Regions from separate parts of the Homo sapiens genome. Here region 2 is linked to region 1. The links are chromatin loops, found by intact Hi-C in ENCODE. Cell type or tissue: PC-3. All regions are shown on one strand.

The links. A loop is a pair of places that touch in the nucleus more often than their neighbours do. Peaks named below come from ENCODE experiments on the same cell type or tissue, not always from the same donor. Only the 100,000 strongest peaks of a DNase experiment are listed, where the experiment ranks them.
Region 2: it touches region 1 in a loop (12-fold over the local background); 32 of 110 quality-filtered maps call a loop at or near these places.

What each region holds. Positions count from the first base shown.
Region 1 is chrX:130,326,693-130,334,692 of GRCh38, forward strand. It overlaps the pseudogene LOC112268303. Among named protein-coding and RNA genes, the nearest start is that of SLC25A14, 9.2 kb to the right of the region's middle. In PC-3, CTCF peaks have their summits at 4,135 (motif pointing right) and 4,335; a DNase peak (open chromatin) is centred at 3,679; H3K4me3 peaks cover 507 bases.
Region 2 is chrX:130,921,732-130,929,731 of GRCh38, forward strand. No RefSeq gene overlaps it. Among named protein-coding and RNA genes, the nearest start is that of ENOX2, 23 kb to the left of the region's middle. In PC-3, no CTCF peak of the experiment used is centred here; no DNase peak of the experiment used is centred here.

The DNA.
Region 1 (8,000 bases):
TCTCTTCTATTTTCTGGAAGATTTCATATAGAATTGTAATTATTTCTTCATTAAATGTTTGGGAAAATTTGCCAGTGAAGTCTGGGACCAAAGTTTTCTTTGCGAGAAGGTTTTTAAACTACAAATTAATATTTGACTATTGTGATTATTGATTTATTCTTGAATGAACTTTGGCACTTTTTGTATTTTAGGAAATGTGTACATTTGTCAATTTCACCAACATCGTCAAATTTTATTGGCATACAGTTTTTTCTATGATTTGAATATTTGTCCTCCCCAAAACTGATGTTGAAATTTAATCCCCAATTTGGCAGTATCGAGAGGTGGGTCCTTTAAGAGTTCTTTATGTATTCGAGATACTAAACCATTATCATATATATAATTTGCAAATATTCCCTCCCATTCTGTGAGTTGTTTTTTCACTTTCTTGGTAGTGTCCTTTGAGGTCCATTTAAAAAAATTGATAAAGTTTAATTTATCTATTTTTTCTTTTTTATTTATTGTTTATAATATTCCCTTATTATCCTTTTGATGTCTGGAGGATCCATGGTGATATCTCCTTTCTTATTTCTGATATTGGTAATTTGCATCTTCTTTCTTTCTCCTGATCATTCTGGATACAGATTTTTACATTTTATTGGTCTTTTCAAAGAACCAACTTTTGATTTAATTGCTTTATCTCTGTTTTTTCCTATTTCCTATTTTATTGATTTTTTCCCCTTACCATTATTATTTCCTTTCTTCTGCTTACTTTAAGTTAAATTTGTTATTTTTTTTTTGTTTCGTTTTTTGTTTGTTTCTTAAGAGCAAAGCTGAGGTCATTGATTTGCGGGCTTTCAGCTTTTCTAATATAGGGATTTAGTGATTTGAATACTCTTCTGAGTACTGCTTGAGCTGCATCCCACAGCTTTAATTATGTTGCTTTTTCATTTTTCTTTTAGTTTACAATACTTTATAGTTCCCCTTTCAATTTCTTGTAGCAGTGAACTTCAGGGACATGTGTGGAATATCTGTGCCCAGTGAAGGCTGTTTCAAGTCTCAAGGTCTGAGGCTCTGATGGAATGCTTAGTCATATATGCACAACTGGCCATGGCAATTGAAACTCAGGAGGCTGGGCGCGGTGGCTCATGCCTGTAATCCCAGCACTTTGGGAGGCCGAGGCTGGCAGATCACTTGAGGTCAGGGGTTCGAGACCAGCCCGGCCAACATGGTGAAACCCTGTCTCTGTTAAAAATACAAAAATTAGCCAGGCGTGTTGGCATGTCCCTGTAATCCTAGATGCTCGGGAGGCTGAGGCAGGAGAATCACTTGAGCCCAGGAGGCAGAGGTTGCAGTGAGCCGAGACTGTGCCACTGATTGTGGTCAGGACTCCAACAACGAAACCAGGTTCACATACATCAATCTTGATGTTTGGGCAAAGCAACCCTAACAAGATGCCATGGCATGGTGCGTTACTCCAGGTGTACAGAACAAAACAGTCAATCCATCAGTGACCTAAAGAACATGCTGAAGGCTACATTCCCAAGGGGTGGCTTGGAGACATGCAAGGAGTAAGCCACCAAACATACTGTGTTAACTCCTTCTTCACAACAACCAAACAGAAGAATTCTCTATTGCTAACCACTGCCACTCTGAGGTACAGGTTAGATATGGGAGTAAGGGATGGTTAGGGATTGGGCACCATTTGGTCTACTATTACACAAAACCAGGAGTCACTTGTTTTAATGGAAGTTACTCTTTTTTTTTCATTTAAAAATATAAAGACTGGACACCTCTGCTTTGTGTGGGCTTGCTTTCCCCCGATCACGTCAACCTTTCCAGCTCTTGGAACAGAATCCAAAGTCCTTAGCATAATACACAGAGCCCCACCTGATCTCCCCACCCCCGGGGGACTCCCTGCCTTCATCTCCCACTGCCTTCCCCCTTCATGGCTCTGCTCCAGCCATGCTGGCGAACACACACCAGGCCCCTGCCTGCTTCAGGTCTTTGCCTGGAGTGTTCTTAGAAATCCTCATCACTGTCCCCTCATCTCCTGCATGCCTCTGCTCAAAGATCACTCCATTGGAGGCCTCCTGGCCACTGTAGCTAAAACAGCTGCCCCTGCCATTCTCTGCGCCCTTTCCTCACACCTGACAATATATCGTTAACCTGAATATTTAATTATTTTTTACCTGCTCCTCCTCCAACTCCCAATGAGACTGTCTGCACCATGGGGGCAGGGACTGTTTCTGGTTCGCTGGGAGGTCCTGAAGCCTAGCACCATGCCTGGCACAAAGCTGGGGCTCAGTAAGAGCCTAATGAATGAATGAATTAGATATAGATAGACAGTAGGTGGAGGGGAAGAAGGAGGGTATTTGGAACACAGTAAGATATTTTATTTTCAGCTCTAGGCTATAGAGGAAATGCTCAACTAAATTCTTAACTTTTCTCTCAGGACTTAAGTTTCAAATGTTATATTTAATACCATAAAATTTATTTTATAAAGATGATTTGGTTTCCTCTTAGAGGCTAACCTTGTCTAATAAGTTTTTTCTTTCTTTCTTTTTCCCTGATGACAAGTCACACATTTATAGAAGAAAATTTAAATGATGCAGAAAGGAATAAAGTAGAAAGTGAAAAGTCTACTAGACTGGAGGTTAGGGATAGCTGTGTCAGCAGGGCTTATCAAAATGTCCCTGTGGATAAAATGGCCACATCAAACGGTCCTGCTCTGCTGTTTATGTTCTTTGCCTATTTTTAAAGGAAAATATCTTTGAGTGTTTGTACACTTAGAATCCAAAGTCCTTAGCATGATACACAGAGCCCCATCTGATCTCCCCACCCCTGGTACCTCCCTGATCTCATCTCTCACTGCCCTCCCCTCCCCTTTAATGTACTGTGAGCTTTACAAGTTTCTTTTTAAAAAAAACTTACAAGTTTCTTTTAACTTGTAAAGCTCACTGTATATTAAAGACAATAGCCTTTTGTCCATCAAATATGTAATCTTTTTTTTTTTTTTTTTTTTTTGAGACAGAGTCTTGCTCTGTCGCCCAGGCTGGAGTGCAGTGGTGTGATCTCAGCTCACTGGAACCTCCGCCTCCCGGGTTCAAGTGATTCTCCTTCCCTTCCTCCCGAGTAGCTGGGATTACAGGTGTGTGCCACCATGCACAGCTAATTTTTGTATTTTTAGTAGAGACGGGGTTTTGCCATGTTGGCCAGACTGGTCTCGAACTCCTGACCTCAGTTGATCTGCCTGCCTCAGCCTCCCAAAGTGCTAGGATTACAGGCGTGAGCCACCGTGCCCTGCCTTTTTTTTTTTCCTCCAATTTATTGCTTTTCGTCTAACTTGGTGGTGTTTTCTGCTGTTCAGAAGTGATTTTTCATTGAGTGGTCAGTTTTATTAATCCTTTGCTTTTACTGTCTCTACCTTTTGTAGTGTGCTTAGAAAGGTCTTGCTCACCCCAGGGTTATAATAATACTGTTCACCTACATCTTCTTCTGGTACTTGTCATGGTTTGATTTTATTCTGTCATGTTTAAATTTTAAGGCACGCCCCTTTTTGGTGATAATAGACAGGTATTGAGTGCTTATGATGTGTCAGGCTCTGTTCCAGGTGCCTTATGTGAATCAGCTCATTTGAATGCTCAGTAAGTCCAGAGATAGGTCTGGTAGATCCTTGTTTTCACAGGTGAGGAAACTTGAAGACAGGGTGATTGGATACTTATGCAAGACCACACAGCTGGCGAAACCTGTTCTGTCAAATGCTAAAGGCTACATAGGGTTGTTGTAAGGATTAGAGTTGTTGTACGTAAAGTCTCTGGAATATAGTAGGCAGTCTATAGATGGTAGGTTTTATTAATTATTATTACATAGCTCCCATAAGCATAATTTCTGACGGCTGCATATTATTTGGAAAATTGTGTATTTCAAAGTAAGTACATTTCTAAAATATTATTCCTTTAAAAGCATGTTTAGAATTCCATGGGAACAAACAAAACTTTTATTTGAAGAAACAATTGTCATAAAAAGAAATCCCAGAAAGATTGCATTAACGTGTGTTTCACTGGGCAATGGGATTTTGTGTGTGTGTGTGTGTGTGTGTTGTGTGTGTTTAAATCTTTGTTGGCAGAGCAGAGCGGCTGGCCGCTAGAGGTCTCTGATGCCCGAGGAGCTGTCAGTGGCGTGCTGGAGAGAGCAAGGGATCACTAACACCTGAGACGGACTACAGACCAGCACGTGCCAGAGGTGGAAGTCCAAGTTAAACGCAAAAGGACCACCTCCTGAGAACCAAGAATGTCAGTTATACCCGAGGCTTCTCAGCAGCAGCAAGCACCTGTGGTGAATTTCCAGGCTGAACTGAGACAAGCATTCTTAACTGAGACATCAAGAAGTGGTTAAAGCCGTATTGGAACAGCAAGGAATCTGATTCCAAGGAAAAACCAGTCAATGTAATAAAGATGTAATCTGTAATTTTTCAATGTGATGTAGATTCATTTAGTCTGTCTTTTTATGTTTGCTGCTTTCATTTTTTAGGAAAAGGCTATTACAAGGTTGATTTTGATTTATTACTTTTTTTTTTTCCTTTGGGATTTTTCTTTTTTTCGACTTTAAGATTAGAATGCTCTCATTTCTGAGGGTTTACTATTTACTTTTTATAAAATAAGAGCAGAGAGGAAGGCGGTTTATTGATAAATTCTCTTCTAGCTTTTCTTTATGTCTTTTTGCAATATTACCCCTCAACTTGAATTAATTAGGCCAATTTATGCCACCATTTTGAGTTTAAATCCAAGGAGACAAACAGGAAATTTCTGAGAAATTCTCCTTTGTTGAATCATTTATACCCAACATTTTCAGTTTTTTTTGTTTGTTTGTTTGTTTTTTGTTTTTTTTGTTTTGAGACAGGGTCTCACTCAGTCACCCAGGCTGGAGTACAGTGGCTTGATCTCGACTCACCTCAGCCTCCGCCTCCTGGGTTCAAGTGATTCTCCTGCCTCAGCCTCCCAAGTAGCTGGGATTACAGGTGCATGCCACCATGCCTAGCTAATTTTTGTACTTTTAGTAGATATGGAGTTTTGTCATGTTGCCGAGGCTGGTATTGAACTCCTGACCTCAGGTGATCTGCCTGCCTTGGCCTCCCAAAGTGCTGGGATTACAGGCGTGATCCACTGCACCTGGCCAGTATCCAACATTTTCTAGTAATTGCATGGGCTTGGTTGCAAGCAGATGGTGGAATCTGATCATTGTCCCAAGCTCTTCCCCAAGAGTAAGACAATTTTTCATTGAATAGGTGGGTACGTTTGATTTTTTTTAACCTAGAAATTCTTTAGCTTATCAGTTCAGTTCACACATTCTTGTAAATTTCTAAGTATAATATTTAAATCATACATTATGGTCTGCAAGTAGGACCATTTAATTTTCTGATATTTAATTATATCCTATTTTATTCTAGTCTCAACTGCTAGTTCTACCTAAACAATACTAGTTTAGGATTTCTTTAGAGCAGCGGTTGGTAACATATCTGGCCTGAAATTTTATTGGAACACAACCATGTTCACTTATTACATGTGATCTGTGGTTGCATTGGTGCTACAGTGGCAACTTTGAGTAGTTGTGACTGATCGAATGACAGGTACAGCCTAGAATATTTAATGTCTTGCCATTTAAAAGAAAAAAATGGCTGAACTTTGTTTTAGAGTAGCAGATTTAAAGAAGAAAACACCAGTGAGGCTACCGATAACGTTATAGAAGGTGATGAATAAAGGATTATAGACGTTTATATGAAGTATACATTACAGGGTAGAGAATCAGATGAATTTTTTGGGTAAGGGATGACTCGAAGAATCATGTTAAAACTTGCTATATAGGTAGATGGGTAGTTTTTAAAGACATTTAAACAATTGGTACCCTTTTTCATTATGAAAATATAAGGCACATGATAGCCAGGAAAAATAGATAAATAAACCATTATGTTATGAATATCAGTTCAATTTTTGTTTGGTACCTAAAAATTTACTAGGATATGCATCAAATTGGATACTTACCCAATTGAGATGCAAGGTGTAAATATTAGTAATATTAGCATGACTTTTAAATGTTTTGTTACATTGTTTTCTAAAAGCATCACTAGAAATATGGATTGCCACTAAAAATTAATAGACCATTAGTTTCTTAGGACCATTCTTTTTATTCTGTTTTTTTTTTGTTAAATAAATATTTCCAATAAAGGAAAAAAGTTGTCTATATTTCAGTTTTCATAAAACAGAATGTTTAAACATTTTTTCTGATCAGAAAAGTAGCCACAAAAACTGCTATATTTTTAAAAGGCTGTGATGAAACAATGCTGCCACTCTGGAAAACAGTTTGGCAGTTCTTTAAACAGTTGAACATAGAATTACCATATGATCCAGCAATTGCTCTCCTAGGTATATACCCCTAAAAATCGAAAGCAAAGACTCAAACAGATTCTTGTACACCAGTGTTCATAACATGTATAGTAGCCAAAATGTGGAAACAACCCAAATATTATCTATAGAAAGAGTAGATAAACAAAACGTGCTCTGTACATATAATGGAATATGACTCAGCCTTAATAAGGAGATTCTGATACAGGGCACAACGTAGATGAACCTTGAAAACATTATGTTAATCGAAATAGGCCAGACACGAACGGACAAATGTTGTATGATTTCACTTAAATGAGGTACCAAGAATAGGCAAATTCATAGAGAAAGTAGAATAGTAGTGACCAAGGGCTGGGAGAGGGGAGAGGGGAAGTGATTAATAGGCTTCTGTTTGGGAAAATGAAACATTTCTGGAAATAGATAATGGTGATGGTTGCACAACATTGGGAATGTACTTAATGCCATAGAATTGTATGCTTAAAAATGGTTAAAATGGTAAATTTTATGTAATGTCCTTTTTTTTTTTTTTTTTGAGACAGGGTCTCACTCTGTTGCCCAGATTGGAGTGCAGTGGCACGATCTCAGATCACTGCAACCTCCGCCTCCCAGGTTCGAGTGATTCTCCTGCCTCAGCCTTCTGAGTAGCTGCAACTACAGACATGCACCACCATTCCTGGCTAATTTTGTAGTTTTAGTAAAGATGGGGTTTCACCATGTTGGTCAGGCTGGTCTTGAACTCCTGACCTTAAGTGATCCACTTGCCTCGGCCTCCCAAAGTGCTGGGATTACAGGTATGAGCCACTGCTCCTGGCTGTAATGTACATTTTTCTATAGTGAAACAACAATGGGCAAGGTGTGGTGGCTCATGCCTGTAATCCCAGCACTTTAGGAGACCAAGGCAGATGGATCACCTGAGGTCAGGAGTTCGAGACCAGCCTGGCCAACATTGTGAAACCCTGTCTCTACTAAAAATACAAAAATTAGCCTGACATGGTGGCACACGCTTGTAATCCCAGCTACTCAGGAGGCTGAGGCAGGAGAATCGCTTGAACCTGGGAGGTGGAAGTTACAGTGAGCTGAGATCACGCCACTGGGCTCCAGCCTGGGTGATGGAGTGATACTCTGTCTCAAAAAAATGAAAAATTAAAAAAAAAACAACAACAACGATAACAAAAGGAGCCAAAATTACCCTCTATCTCATAGACTGCTGGGCTTACGTGAGATAATTTGCATGAAGTGCTTAGCACAGTGCCAGGATCATAGGGAATACTCAGTAAAGGAAAGATAAATGTTTTTCTAATAATGTAGAACTATTTAACTATAGAATGACCTTCTTTGGGGGTGGAATAGTGAGCTCCCTGCTACTGGAAGCGTTTAACAGGGGGCAGAACAGACTTCTTAAAGTTTCATATGCAAAGAAATCATCTGGACATAGTGTTAAAATGGAGATTCTTATTTAAATAGAGTCTGGCTGAGGCCTGAGAGTCTACATTTTTAGCAAGGTCCAGGTGATATTGATGTTGCCAGTTGAGTGCACTTGAGTAGCAGGAGGCTAGATGATTCCTTAGGGGGATGCTGGAGAAGCTATGTGATAATTCATCAGATGGAGCAATGAGATAG
Region 2 (8,000 bases), 600 kb after region 1:
TCTCTCGATACCTCCCCTTCCTTCCTCTTCCTCCTTTTTCTCTTCCTCCTTAATTTTCTTGGCTATTCTAAGTTTGTTGATTTTTCATACATGATTTTACATTGCCTTATCAATTTTTTGAAAGCTGCTGAGATTTTGAATAGTATTTTCATGAGTGCATACATCAAATTTGGAAGAATTGACATCTTTAATGATATTAAGTCTTCCTTCCATGAACCTGGCATATTAAATTTATTTAGGTCTTCTTCAGTTTCCTTGGCAGTATTTTGTAGTTTTCACTGTACAGATCTTATAAAAAATTTTGTAAAATTTATCCCTAATTGTTTTCTCTGTTTACATGCTGTTGTAAATAGAATTATCTTCTTAACATCATTTTTCATTTTTTTCATTGCTACTATACAGAAATATAATTGATATTTGTATATTGCCCTATTGTCCAGTGACCTTGCTAAATTCACCTATTAGTTCTAGTAGCTTTTTGGTAGGTTCCTTGAAATTTTCTGTGAGCATAATCATGTTGTTTGCAAATAAACAGTTTTAATTTATTCCTTTTGAATCTGTATTCCTTTTATCTCTTCTTCTTGCCTTATGGTGCTGACTAGGACTCCCAGTACAATGTTGAATAAAAGTGGTGGGAGTGGACATCATTGCCTTGTTGCTGATATTAGGGGGGAAGTATTCGATCTTTCACCATTGACTATGATGCTAGTTTTAGGTTTCATGTAATGTCCTTGATATAGTTTGGCTGTGTCCCCACCAAAACTCATCTTGAATTGCAGTTCCCATAATCTCCATGTGTCATGGGAGGGACCGGTTGGGAGGTAATTGAATCATTGGGGCAGCTTCCCTCTTGCTATTCTCATGACAGTGAGTAAGTTCTCGTGAGATCTGATCGTTTTATAAGGGGCTTCCCCCTTCGCTAGGCTCTCATTCTTCTCTCTCCTGCTGCTTTGTGAAGAAGGACATGTCTGCTTCCTCTTCCACCGTGATTGTAAGTTTTCTGAGGCCTCCCCAGCCCTGAGGAATTGTGAGTCAATTAAACCTCTTTCCTTTGTAAATTACCCAGTCTCAGGTTTGTTCTTATAGCAGCATGAGAACGGACTAATACAGTCCTCAATCAGGTTGAAGAAGTTGTATTCTATTCCTAATTGCTGAGATATGAATGCTGAATTTTATCAAGTGTGTTTTCTGCAAATGCTGAGATCATCATATAGATGTTCTCCTTTATTCCATTAATATGGCAAATTGCATTGATTTTCAAATGTTAAAGAATCTTTTATTAATGGGACAAACCCTACTTTGTCATAATATGTTATACTTTATATATATTGTTACTAAAGTACTAAATTCTGACTTTAAAAATTTTTTCAATTGTACATAAACTAACTTACTTACTTTCTCTCTCTCTCTCTCTCTCTCTCTCTCTCTCTCTCTTTTGAGACAGGGTCTTGCTCTGTCACCCATGCTGGAGTGCAGTGGTGTGATCATGGCTCACTGTGCAGCCTCAACCTCCACAGGTTCAGGTAATCCTCCCACCTCAACACCCCGAGTAGCTGGGACTATAGGCATATGCCACCATGCCTGGCTAATTTTTGTATTTTTTGTAGAGGTGGGGTTTCACCATGTTGCCCATGCTGTCTTGAACTCCTGAGCTCAAGTGATCCGCCTGCCTCAGCCTCCCAAAGTGCTGTGAATATGGGTGTGAGCCTTTAGTAAAAAGACAAAGACTTTCAAATTAGATTTTAAAAACACAACTCTGTGCTCCTTAAAAGAGACCCTTTGCCTAAAGCATGCAGGAAAGTCAAATATAAAATAGTGGAAAAAGGTGTCTGGCCTGTACATAAGCTTTCTATTGCAATGTTTTCTGTCCTTGTTATCATTTCCTTTCTTATATTTTCTTTAGGTTAATTTGTTTTACTAGCTTTTTGAGCAGGAAGATTAGATCGTTGATGTTCAACTTTTTTCATTTTAGTTCATGCATTTAAAACTTTAATCTTCCTACTGAAAACTGATCTAGCTGAATCTTACACTTTGATAGTTTATGTCAAAATAGATTATTCAATTCAAAATATTTTCAGCTTTCCACTGTATTTTTTTGACCTATCAATTATTTATAAGGTATTGCTTCATTTTCAAACAATTGAAGGTTTGGGGATATTTATTTAATATTGGTTTCTAGTTAATTTTCATTTTGGTTACAGAGCCTCTCCTATATTACTTCAGTCTTAACAATTTGTTGAAACTTGCTTCATCACTCAACATATGGTCTTTTTTGGGAAATGTTCTGTGAGCTCTCGAATATAGTGTGTTTTCTGCTATTTTTGCAAATGGTATTCTATGTATGTCGATTAGGTCGACTTCATCTGTTGTGTTGTTTATATCTTTATATAAGTACTGACTTTCTGCATTTTCTGATTTACTTTGAGAAATGTGTTAATTTTTCATACTACAGTTGTAGATTTGTCTATTTCTGCTTTGTTACATGAACTTATGTGTTATGTATTTAAAAATGTGAAATTTGGGGGGAGGGGGGAGGGATAGCATTGGGAGATATACCTAATGCTAGATGACGAGTTAGTGGGTGCAGCGCACCAGCATGGCACATGTATACATATGTAACTAACCTGCACAATGTGCACATGTACCCTAAAACTTAAAGTATAATAAAAAAAATGTGAAATTGTGTGCACAAACATTTATGATTTTTACATCTCCCTGTTGAGGTTGTATTATGCCCCTACGAACTAGTGATTTTTGTATCTTCCATTTAATTCTTTCTTAATCTTTGAATTCTGTTGTTGAATTCCTTTGCCATTATGAAATATCCTTCTTTCCGTAAGTATACTTTGAGTCATAATAATATAGCTATATCAACTTTCTTCTAGTTATTGCTTACATGGTGTGTATCTTTTCCCGCTCTTTTATATTTGACTTTCTTCCATGCTTTAGGCAAAGTGTCTCTTTTAAAGAGCACAGAGTTGTGTTTTTAAAATCTAACTTGAAAATCTTTGTCTTTTTACTAAATTGCTTATTCCATTTGCATTTCTAAATGTGTTGACTATAACTTATATATAATAAAGTGCACAAGTCTTAAGTGTGCAGCTTCATGAATGTTTATACATGTAAACACCTCGTAACCATGGCCGGACCAAGATATAGAATATTTTCAGCATCTAGCAGGCTCATTTTGCCCCTTCCCAGTTATCCTCATAGAAGACTACTATTCTGACTTCTATCATCATAAATTAGTTTTGTCAATTTTTAGTGTAATACTCACGGAATGACACAGTATGTACTCTTTAGTTCTACTTCTTTCATTCAATATATTTCAGTTAGATTCATCAATGTTGTTGCGTGTGCTAGTAGTCTATTTTTAATTTTTGTGTAGTATTCCATTATATGAATTTAACATTTATTCCATCTACTGTTAATGGAATTTTTGTTGTTTTCAGTTTGAGACTATTATGAATAAAATCAATGGGAACACTCTGTACATATCATTTTTAAATACATGTACTCATTTATCTTGGAAAATATATCTAGATATATAGCAAAATATATCTATTATTGCATCATAGGGCAGGCATATGGGTTATTTAAGTATTCTGTCAAATGTTTTTCCAACATAGTTAAAATTTTACTCACACCAGCAATGTATAAAAGTTCCAGGTGCACCACTTCCATGTTGACACTTACTATTGTCAGTATTTTTAATTTAAGTCATTCTTATGGTCATGTAGTTGTAACTCATTGGTGGACTTAAATTTACCTAATAATCATTGATGTTGAGCACTTTTTCAAATGCCCTATTGGCCATTTGGATATCTTTTTTTTTGAGAAATGCCTTTCAAGTATTTAGCTCATTGTTAAAAAAAATCAAGTTTATTGAATTATAAGTTACATAAAATAAAATGCACTAAGTTAAAGTGTACAGTTTGATGAATTTTGACAAATTTATTCACCTATGTAACCAACACAATTAAAATATAGGACATTTCCATCACTACCTCACCCCAAATTCCCTTGTGCCCCTGTGCAGTCAGTTCTTTCACCCCTAACTCCAGACAATCATTGATCTGTTTTTTTGTTATACTTTTCTTGTTCCAGAATTGCATATAAATGAAATTATATAGTTTGCACCCCTTTGTTTCTTACTTCTTTCACTCAGCAGAGTGTTTTTGAGATTTATCCATTTTGTTGCATGTTCCAGTAGTACATTCCTTTTAATTGCTGAATAGCATTCCATTGCATGGATATACAGAACATTGTGTATTCATTCACCTGTTGATAAACATTTGGGTTGTTTACAGTAAAAAACTGTTATGAATAAAGGTGCTATGACATTTGTGTACAAGTATTTGTGTATATATGTATGCTTCCATTTATATATATTTATATATATGCTTCCATATATATATATAAATGGAATATTTATATGGAAAATGGAAAATATATATGAAAAATATATATAAGGGAAGCATATATATATATATACACACAAATACTTGTGTGTAAATGTCATAGCACCTTTATTCATATCAGTAAAAAACTAGAAACAACCAAAATGTTTATCAACAGGTGAATGAATAAACAATGTATAAATATATATATATGCTTACATATACATATATACACACACATATATATATGTACACATATATATATACACACATATATACATATGCTTCCATTTCTTTTGGATAAATATGTTGGAGTTTAATTGCTGAGTTATATCATAAGTATATGTTTAACTTTGTAAAATGTTCTCAAACTTTTTTCCAAAGTGGTTATACGACTTAACATTCCCTTTATTGATGAGATTACTTGTGTTTTCATATCCTTGTCACCAGCAGTCTTTTTTTTTTTTTTTTTTTTTTTTGGAGACGGAGTCTTGCTCTGTTGCCCAGGCTGGAGTGCAGTGGCGTGATCTCAGCTCACTGCAACCCCTGCCTCCCAGGTTCAAGCAATTCTCCTGCCTCAGCCTCCCGAGTAGCTGGGACTACAGGCACACACTGCCATGCCCAGCTAATTTTTTCTATTTTAGTAGAGATGGGGTTTCACCATTGTTGCCCATGCTGGTCTCGAACTCCTGAGCTCAGGCAATCCACCTGCCTTGGCCTTCCAAAGTGCTAGGATTACAGGCGTGAGCCACCGCGCCTGGCCAACTAGCAGTCTTTTAATTTTTCTGAGCATTGAGCATTTTTTCATATGTTTATTTACCATCCAAATTATCCTTTTGTGATGTCTGTTAAAATATTTTGCCTATTTTATTGTTATAAGAGATCTTTATGTATTTTGTGTACAATTCCTTTATCAGATATTTGACTTTTATATACTTGCTCCTAATCTGTGATTTGCCATTTAACTTTCTTTTTTCATTTCATTTCATTTTATTTTTAACTGACAAATAGTAATTGTACATATTCATGTGGTACATAGTCATGTTTTGATAAATATAGTATATCATGATCAGTTTAGGGTAATTAGCATATCTATCATCTTCAACATTTATCATTTCTTTGTGTTGGGAACATTCAATATCTTTCTTTTAGCTATTTGAAACTATATAATAGTTTGAAACTATATAATATGCTGTTGTTAACTGCAGTCATCCTATAGCAGTATAGAACACTAAAACTTATTCTTTCTATCTAGCTATAATTTTGTATTCCTTAACAATCTCTCCCCATCTCTCCATTTCCCCCTACCCTTCTCAGCTTCTAGTACCCTCTGTTCTACTTTTTACTTCTATGAGATCAATTTTTTTTTAGCTTCCCCATATGAGTAAGAACCGGCAGTGTTGACCTTTGCGTTCCTGGCTTATTTCACTTAACATAATGTTCTCCAGTTCCATCCATGCTGCTGTGAATGACAGAATTCTTTTCAATGGCTGAATATTCTATTGCATATATATATATATATACACACACCACATTTTCTTTATCCATTCATCTGTCGTTAGACACCTAGGTTGATTCCATACCTTGGCTATTATGAATAGTGTTATAATAAACACAGGAGTGCAGATATTTTCTTGAATATACTGATTTATTTTCTTTTGGATAAATTCCCAGTAGTGAGATTGCTGGATCATATGGTAATTCTATTTGTACTTTTTTGAGGAACCTCTATAATATTCTTCATAGTGGCTGTACTAGTTTACATTCCCACGAACAGTATATAAGAGTTCCCTTTCCTCTACTTTCTCACCAGCATTTGTTATTTTTTTGTCTCTTTGATGATAGCCATCCTAACTGGTATGAGATGATACCTCATTGTGGTTACGATTTGCATTTCTATGATGATTAGTGATGTTGAGGATTTTTTCATATATTTGTTGGCCCAATGTTTTTAGCTTCTTTCAAAGAGAAAATAATTTTGTGAAAGTCCAATTTATTGTACTAGGAACAACTACATATGTAATGCTTTTAGTACATATCTGTAAATATCTGACATAAATTATAACCTTATATCCTAAAACCACTCATCCTGATAGAGTCTATTTTCTTCATTTTACTAAAGGGAAAACAAGGTTCAGAAGTATTAAGTGACTTGTTAGCAATGTAAGAATGGCTTGATTTTTTTAAAAAAAAGTATTAAGTGACTTGCTTGAGGCTGCACCCAGAGGTACCAGAGTTGGTATTCAAACCCCATCCATCCAAATGGCCCCAGAACCAGAACTTCTTGCACTACATGACACTGCCCTCTACTATCTGCATCCTCTGACCACCTCTTTACAACAGATGAGACAAAAGGGTGGAGCATTATGTTGCTCAACCTCAGCTGGAAACATGTATTTTGGACAACTCAATATTTTCACCCTACACATATTAGATAAAGTAGACTTCAAAGCAAAAAACAAATACCAAAGGGAGACATATAGTGATAAAATAGCTAATACACCAAGACGACAAAGCAATCCTAAATGTGCCTGCATGAAACAACAAAGCTGCAAAATACATGAAGCAAAAACTGATAGAACTGAAAGGAGAAGCAGACAAATCCACAATTATAGTTGGAGATTTCAGCATCCCTGTCTCAATAACTGTAGAACAGTTAGACAGAAAATCCATAAGGATATAGAATAGCTCAGCAGCACCATAGCCTGTTAGTTGAATCTAATTGGCATTTATAGGACATCCCATCCAAAAGCAGAATACACATTCTTTTCAAGTGTTCATGGAACATACACCAAGATAGACAATATTCTGTGCCATAAGACAAACCTCAACAAAATTTTAAAGTTGAAATCATTACAGACCATGTCTTACAACTATAATGAAAAAAAAAAAACGTAGAAATTAGTAGCAATAACATGAAACTCTCTAAACTCTAGGAAAGTAAACAACACACTTAAATCATCCATGAGCCAAAGGGAAAGTTGCAAACAACATTTTATAAAAATACAAAATACAAAAAATACATTGAATTGATCTAAAATGAAAATACACCATATGAAAATGTGTGGAGCACAGCTAAAACAGGTCTGAGAGTGAAATATATAGCACTAAATGCATGCATTAGAAAAGAGGAAATATTGCAAATCTATAATCTAAATTCTCACCTCAAATAATAAAGGAGAGCAAAATGTACCTAAAGCAAGTGGAATAAAGGAAATAATAAAGACAAGAACAGAAACCAGTGATATTGAAAACAGAAAAGCAATAATAAAAATCGATGAAACAAAGAGCTTGCTCTTTTAAAAGATCAGTAATAGTGACAAACCTTTAGCAATACTGACAAAAACAAAATAAAAAAAACAGGCCGGGCTCGGTGGCTCACGCCTGTAATCCCAGCACTTTGGGAGGCCGGGGTGGGTGGATCACTTGAGCCCAGGGGTTTGAGACCAGCCTGGGCAACATGGCAAAACCCCATCTCTACAAAAAGTACAAAAAATTAGTCAGACATGGTGGAGCATGCCTGTAGTCCCAGCTACTCAGGAGGCTAAGGTGGGAGAATCACCTGAGCCCAGGAGGTCAAGGCTGTAGTAAACCATGATC